Linked DNA regions of Homo sapiens: region 2 is linked to region 1. Evidence: chromatin contacts called from ENCODE Hi-C or POLR2A ChIA-PET data. All regions are on one chromosome and are shown on one strand. Each heading gives the region's core, a stretch centred on a gene start or an enhancer-like site at or near the end of the contact. The rest is flanking DNA. Distances are from core to core; before and after follow the strand shown. Region 1 holds the start of BPHL (biphenyl hydrolase like). Region 2 overlaps LOC101927759 (a long non-coding RNA gene).

What was found. Hi-C counts contacts between places; a loop is a spot of excess contacts on that map. ChIA-PET counts read pairs that join two places held with the same protein, here RNA polymerase II (POLR2A). Pooled maps may share reads with other maps.
Region 2: a loop to region 1 is called in a map of B cell, with 14 times the contacts of the local background. The contact joins the enhancer-like site here to the promoter of BPHL in region 1. A Hi-C loop is called at or near these places in 4 of 168 maps with a recorded cell type or tissue (B cell, CD4-positive, alpha-beta memory T cell, endothelial cell of hepatic sinusoid and 1 more), 5 of 37 single-sample maps with no recorded cell type and 14 of 50 pooled maps. POLR2A ChIA-PET finds 5 or more read pairs at or near these places in 2 of 52 experiments (activated naive CD4-positive, alpha-beta T cell and naive thymus-derived CD4-positive, alpha-beta T cell).

What each region holds. Positions count from the first base shown.
Region 1 is chr6:3,117,406-3,120,105 of GRCh38, reverse strand. BPHL (biphenyl hydrolase like) reads right to left here and starts at 1,395. Exons shown (of 7, transcript NM_004332.4): 1 at 1,259-1,395. The coding sequence starts at 1,365. It overlaps LOC107986556 (a long non-coding RNA gene), which reads left to right and starts at 1,459. Exons shown (of 4, transcript XR_001743928.3): 1 at 1,459-2,317. RefSeq lists a silencer at 1,098-1,487 and an enhancer at 1,526-2,161.
Region 2 is chr6:3,025,816-3,028,515 of GRCh38, reverse strand. It overlaps LOC101927759 (a long non-coding RNA gene), which reads right to left. Exons shown (of 3, transcript NR_152848.1): 2 at 1,645-1,763; 3 at 1,082-1,571. Among named protein-coding and RNA genes, the nearest start is that of NQO2, 27 kb to the right of the region's middle. RefSeq lists enhancers at 1,399-1,558, 2,527-2,636. Within about 2 kb of position 1,340, at least 11 of the 41 ENCODE cell types and tissues checked have a DNase peak (open chromatin) inside an H3K27ac peak, as active enhancers do; they include B cell, where a contact is called at or near this core.

The DNA.
Region 1 (2,700 bases), core at 146-2,645:
GCGAGATCACAACACTGCACTCCAGCATGGGCAAAAGAGCGAGAGTCAGTCTCAAAAAAAAAAAGAACTATATTGGTACAATCACAGTAACTTATTTCGATGCCTTTCTGCAGACAGGAAACTGGAAAAAATAATCATTTTCACTGTTAATTTATACAGCTGTAGCCATTAACATGTTTTTCCATCTATCAAAATAGCCCTGACCATCTTATAATAATTCTAAAATTAAAGGAGCTAGTCAATTGCAATATGAAATTTTAAAAGCTGGTCAGATTTGCCCTCTTTTCTCCTTCTAAATCAAGTTTTCAAACTAAAAGTTTCTATGTTGGATCAAGTACAGTTCTAAACGCTGTGTACCTATCTAGTACTGACTTTATGAAAGTAGCCCATCAACAGTCAACTGCGCACATGCACTGTGTACGTTCGTTGTATACGTGTGTTTGCATGTGTGTAGGGATGTATGTAGAGAATAAAGTAAAACAAGCTTCATGCCGCTCTATCCACATTTCTGCCCAGTATCTCTTGGGACCAAGAGTATCCATTTTCAAGACAGAAGGTCAGAAATTAATCCAGTTTTTTTGTTATTGTTTTACCTGAAATGGGGGGACAGGTGGGAGGACAAAAGAGAATAAAGCAGATTCCTGGGCATCTCCACACATGTAGATCAGATCCTCTGGGAGTGAGGCCCAGGATTCTGAATTTTCAGTTCCCAACGTGATTCTTTTGCACATTAAGGTACGAGATCAGCAAGCAAAGAGAAGACTTAGGGCTCTCGGGACCCGTGATTAAAGCCTTAGCGGTACTCAGGCTCAGGCTGATTTCTGACATAAGAGAAAGAAGAGATTATTGTCCTTATGCCCTTAGTGTGGACTCTGGACAGAGCAATGGACTAATGAGGGCGTTGGGATTCTAGTCCGTGCTCCGTCACGGGTGAGTCCATACTACAGGCAAATGTATCTCCCTGGGTCTCTCTGGTCTGCACACTGAAGGGGCTGCACTCTATAGCCCAAGCCTCCACGGCTCCAGACTCCTTGAACTGAGGCTGACCGAGGCGCATGCACGATCGAGGGGCTCGAGCACCAAGCGCGGCTGGCCCCCAGGATCGGGGTCTCGCGGCACAAAGGGCGACAGGGCAGCCAGGCCGCGCCCACGCCCCGTGCCCGCGCGCCGGGAACTCCTGCTGTCGGCACGCGCCCCTCCCGCCGCCCCTCGAGCGCGCCGATGCTGGGGATCCCCGGGGCGAGGTGGCCGCCATTACCCGAACGCGGCCGCGGGTCCGGCCCGTGGGACGTGGATCCCGGGCTTCAGCGCTGAGAGAAGCAGCCGCAGGCGCAACACGCCCCGGCCGCCCAGCACAGCCACCATGGTCACAGGTCGCGTAGCTGCCGGGAGTGCGCATGCGCTAAGACCAAGCGCGGTACCCGGCCCACTCTGCCCCGAAGCCACGCCCTCTGCTCCGCCCACCTCGCCTCTCCATCCTGCTCCGCCCTCTGCCCGCCCCGCCCCGAAGCCACGCCCTGCCGGGTGCTTTCCCATGGGCGACCGAAACTCGGCTCGTGGTTTCGCAGTCCTGGAACCGCCGGCACCCGCGTAGACCGTCCCCTCTCGGTGCTGGCTCTGGCTCCCGGGATGAGTGTCCCCGTCGGCGCTGCCCCGCCCTCGCTCGTCGCCTCAGCGACCATGGCCTTTCCAGGAGGCGAGGCCGCCAGCCATAGCGCCCTCGCTGCGTCGGCGTCCAGGCGGGACTCCGGAGTGGGCGGGGCTCCGGCTCTAGGCAGGCTGCTATGTTGGATCAAGTAAAGTTCTAAACGCTGTGCACCTATTTAGTACTGACTAGTACTAGGAAGTGTATTTGCTTTTCGGAGATGATGGGATCTAAATTTTGTTTATACCACTTCACGCCCATTAGGATGGCTACTAGCAAAACCCCCAGAAATTAGTGTTGGTGAAGATGTAGAGAAATTGAAGCCCTTGTATATTGCTGTTGGGAATGTAAAATGGTGCAGCCATGTGATGAACAATACTGCGGTTCCTCAACAAATCAGTTATATGATCCAGCATTTTCTTTTCTGGGTATATAACCCAAAAGAATTTAAAACAGGGTGTACAAGAAGAAATGTTTTTACACTCACGTTGACAGCGGCACTATTCACAATAGCCAAAAGGGTGGAGGCAATTTAAGTGTCCAAAAACAGATACATGGATAAGCAAAATGTTGTCTGTGCATGCAAGGGAACATTTTTTAGCCTGAACAAAGAACGAAATTCTGACACTTGCTACTACATGGATGAACCTGGAGGACACTATGCTGAGGGAGGTAAGCCAGTCAAAAAAAGACAAATACTGTGTGATTCCACTTATATAATAAGGTACCTAGAGGAGTCAAACTTATAGGGACAGAAAATAGAATGGGGGTTGTTGAGGGCTGGTGGAAGGGGGAATGGAAAGTTGGTGTTTCATGGGGACAGAGTTTCAGTTTGGAGAGATGAAAAAGTCCTGGGGATGGATTTTGGTGATGCCTGCATTACATTGTGAGTGTACTTACTGCCACTGAACTACACACCTAAAAGTGGTTTAAGTGGTAAGTTTTATGTATGTTTTACCACAATTAATTTTTTTTCTTTTGGCTGTATAATTGCAGCTTTATAAAGGTTATAGACATTATCTAATTGAAAGCTCAGTGGAGAAAAAAAACAACTA
Region 2 (2,700 bases), core at 91-2,590, 92 kb after region 1:
CAATAAGCAAAAAAACAAAACCGTCACAGCATGGAAACAAATCCGACTTCGTTGCTATTGCTGGCTAGGGCAGCCTGCTTTTATACTCTTATCTGGCCCCACCCACATCCTGCTGATTGGTAGAGCCAAGTGGTCTGTTTTGACAGGGTGCTGATTGGTGCGTTTACAATCCCTGAGCTAGACATAAAGGTTCTCCAAGGCCCCACCAGAATAGCTAGATACAGAGTGTGGATTGGTGCATTCACAAACCCTGAGCTAGACACAGGGTGCTGATTGGTGTGTTTACAAACTTTGAGGTAGATACAGAGTGCCAATTGGTGTGTTTACAATCCCTGAGCTAGACATAAAGGTTCTCCACGTCCCCACCACACTCAGGAGCCCAGCTGGCTTCACCCAGGTGGAGCTGCCTGCCAGTCCCGCGCCCTGTGCCTGCACTTCTCAGCCCTTGGGTGGTTGATGGGACTGGGCGCCTGGAGCAGGAGGCGGCGCTCTTGGGGGAGGCTTGGGCTGCCCAGTAGCTCACGGAGAGTGGGGGAGGCTCAGGCATGGCGGGCTGCAGGTCCCGAGCCCTGCCCCGCGGGAAGGCAGCTAAAGCCCGGCGAGAAATCGAGCGCAGCGCCCGTGGGCTGGCACTGCTGGGGGACCCAGTACATCCTCCGCAGCCGCTGGCCCGGGTGCTAAGCCCTTATTGCCCGGGGCCGACAGGGCCGCCCGGCTGCTCTGAGTGCGGGGCCCGCCAAGCCCACGCCCACCCGGAACTCCAGCTGCCCCGCAAGCGTCGCGCGCAGCCCCGGTTCCCGCTCGCGCCTCTCTCTGCACACCTCCCTGCAAGCTGAGGGAGCCGGCTCCGGCCTTGGCCAGCCCAGAAAGGGGCTCCCACAGTGCAGCGGCGGGCTGAAGGGCTCCTCAAGTGCCGCCGAAGTGGGAGCCCAGGCAGAGCAGGCGCCGAGAGCGAACGAGGGCTGTGAGGACTGCCAGCACGCGGTCACCTCTCAATGGCACAGCCCCCAGGCCTGGTCTTGCTCCCTTTTGCTTGGTTATTAGTATTTGATGCCAACGCAGCCTAAGGTTCCACTCTCGCTTGCCAATCCACTGTCAGCAACTTGTTTATTGTGGTGGTGGTGGTTGTGGGGTGAGGGGTTGGGGATATGCTTGGGCATTTTCCTTCATTTTTATGATCTTAGTAACACATTTAAAAGTGCACTTGCTGTGATTTACTTGGCATCTAGAAGTGTTGCTGCAGGAGAGCTTTTCAGATGTCTTGTCTGCCACAGAACAGGAAGTGAAAGTCTCTGCATGGTTTTTGACCTCACCCAGACACGACACAAGAATCTCTGACCCACAAAACATGAGATCCTTGTTGAGCCGGGGACCCCGCCTTAGGTTTCTGGTGTCGCTTCTTAAAAATGGCCTTTGTTCAGTGCTGCTTCAATTCCCCGAAGGGTTCCTTCCAGCAGTGGAGCAGAGCACAAGCTTTGGAAAAGGCCGCCTGGTTTTTAGTTTGCGTGCTGCCTCTTGTAGGGGTGGAGCCTGGTCAAGTGACTTGAGCTCTGTAAGTTTCGGTTCACCATCTGTAACATGAAGATAACAAAACCTTCTTACAGATTGTCAGCTCAGGCTGCGAGACATCAACAGAGGACATACCTTCCATCCATGATTCAAGAGTTCAGATGACACACACTTGGATTCTGGGCAGCTTTACTCTCAATACATTCTCATCAAACACATCACTGGCTGCATCGACGTTCCAGCGCATCAGCCCACTTTATGGGAAGAAAGAAATGGGGAGAGATGAGCAGAAATCAGACTTCTTAGCAGACACAACCCGAGGCAGGGTCAGCACCTGGGCCGTCAGGATCCCAGACAGGATTTCAAGCTCCTCCTGGGATTCTAGTGGGGAAGGTTTCTCCTGACAGGACTGAGGACACACTGGCACCTTGCGTATCAGCTGGGGCAGCTATGGAAGCTAGACTCCCTTTCTTTCATAGATGGGGAAAGTGAGGCCCGAAGAGGTGGGGGAGCTTGTTCAGGGGTACTCAGCTGCTGGCAGAGCTGGGCCTGGATGCAGGACTGCATCAGCCTCTTCTGCCTCTGTCACTTCCCCACAAGGGCAGATTCTTTCTCACCTTTTCCTCCTCCTTCTTTGTGTATACACTTAACCTGCTTCATGAGGAGATATGCTACTTTAAATTTTGTTATAATTTTTATATACCTCTATGAATGTTTTTAGATTATGGTCATCAGATTCCAAAATTAATTTATGTTTTGTCTTCACTGGAGTACTGCATATTCCCATGTAGATAGTCACCATGCTTGCAGCATTATTTAGGATTCTTTGATTGTAACTGCTGTACACTCAACTCACAGCATTAAGCAAAAAAGGCAACATCTTGCCTCACATAACTGAAGAGCTGAAGAGGAAAAGCTCCAGTTCAGGCAGGGGTGGATGCAGGAGTTCACAGCGTGTCACTAGGAAGTTGTCTCTCTGTGTGGCTTGGCTGCACCGTCCTCTGCCTGGGCTGCATTTGTAGGCCAACGCTGTCTATGTGTTGGCCCCTGACCCACTTACTTCATCACAGCTCCAAGTCCAGAAACAAGAAAGGTCTCTCTTTCCTGATAGGTCCAATGAACCCCTGAGTTCAGTCTCACTCCCTGGGGTGGTTACAGCTAGGCCACGGAACACTGTGATCAGTCAGGGCT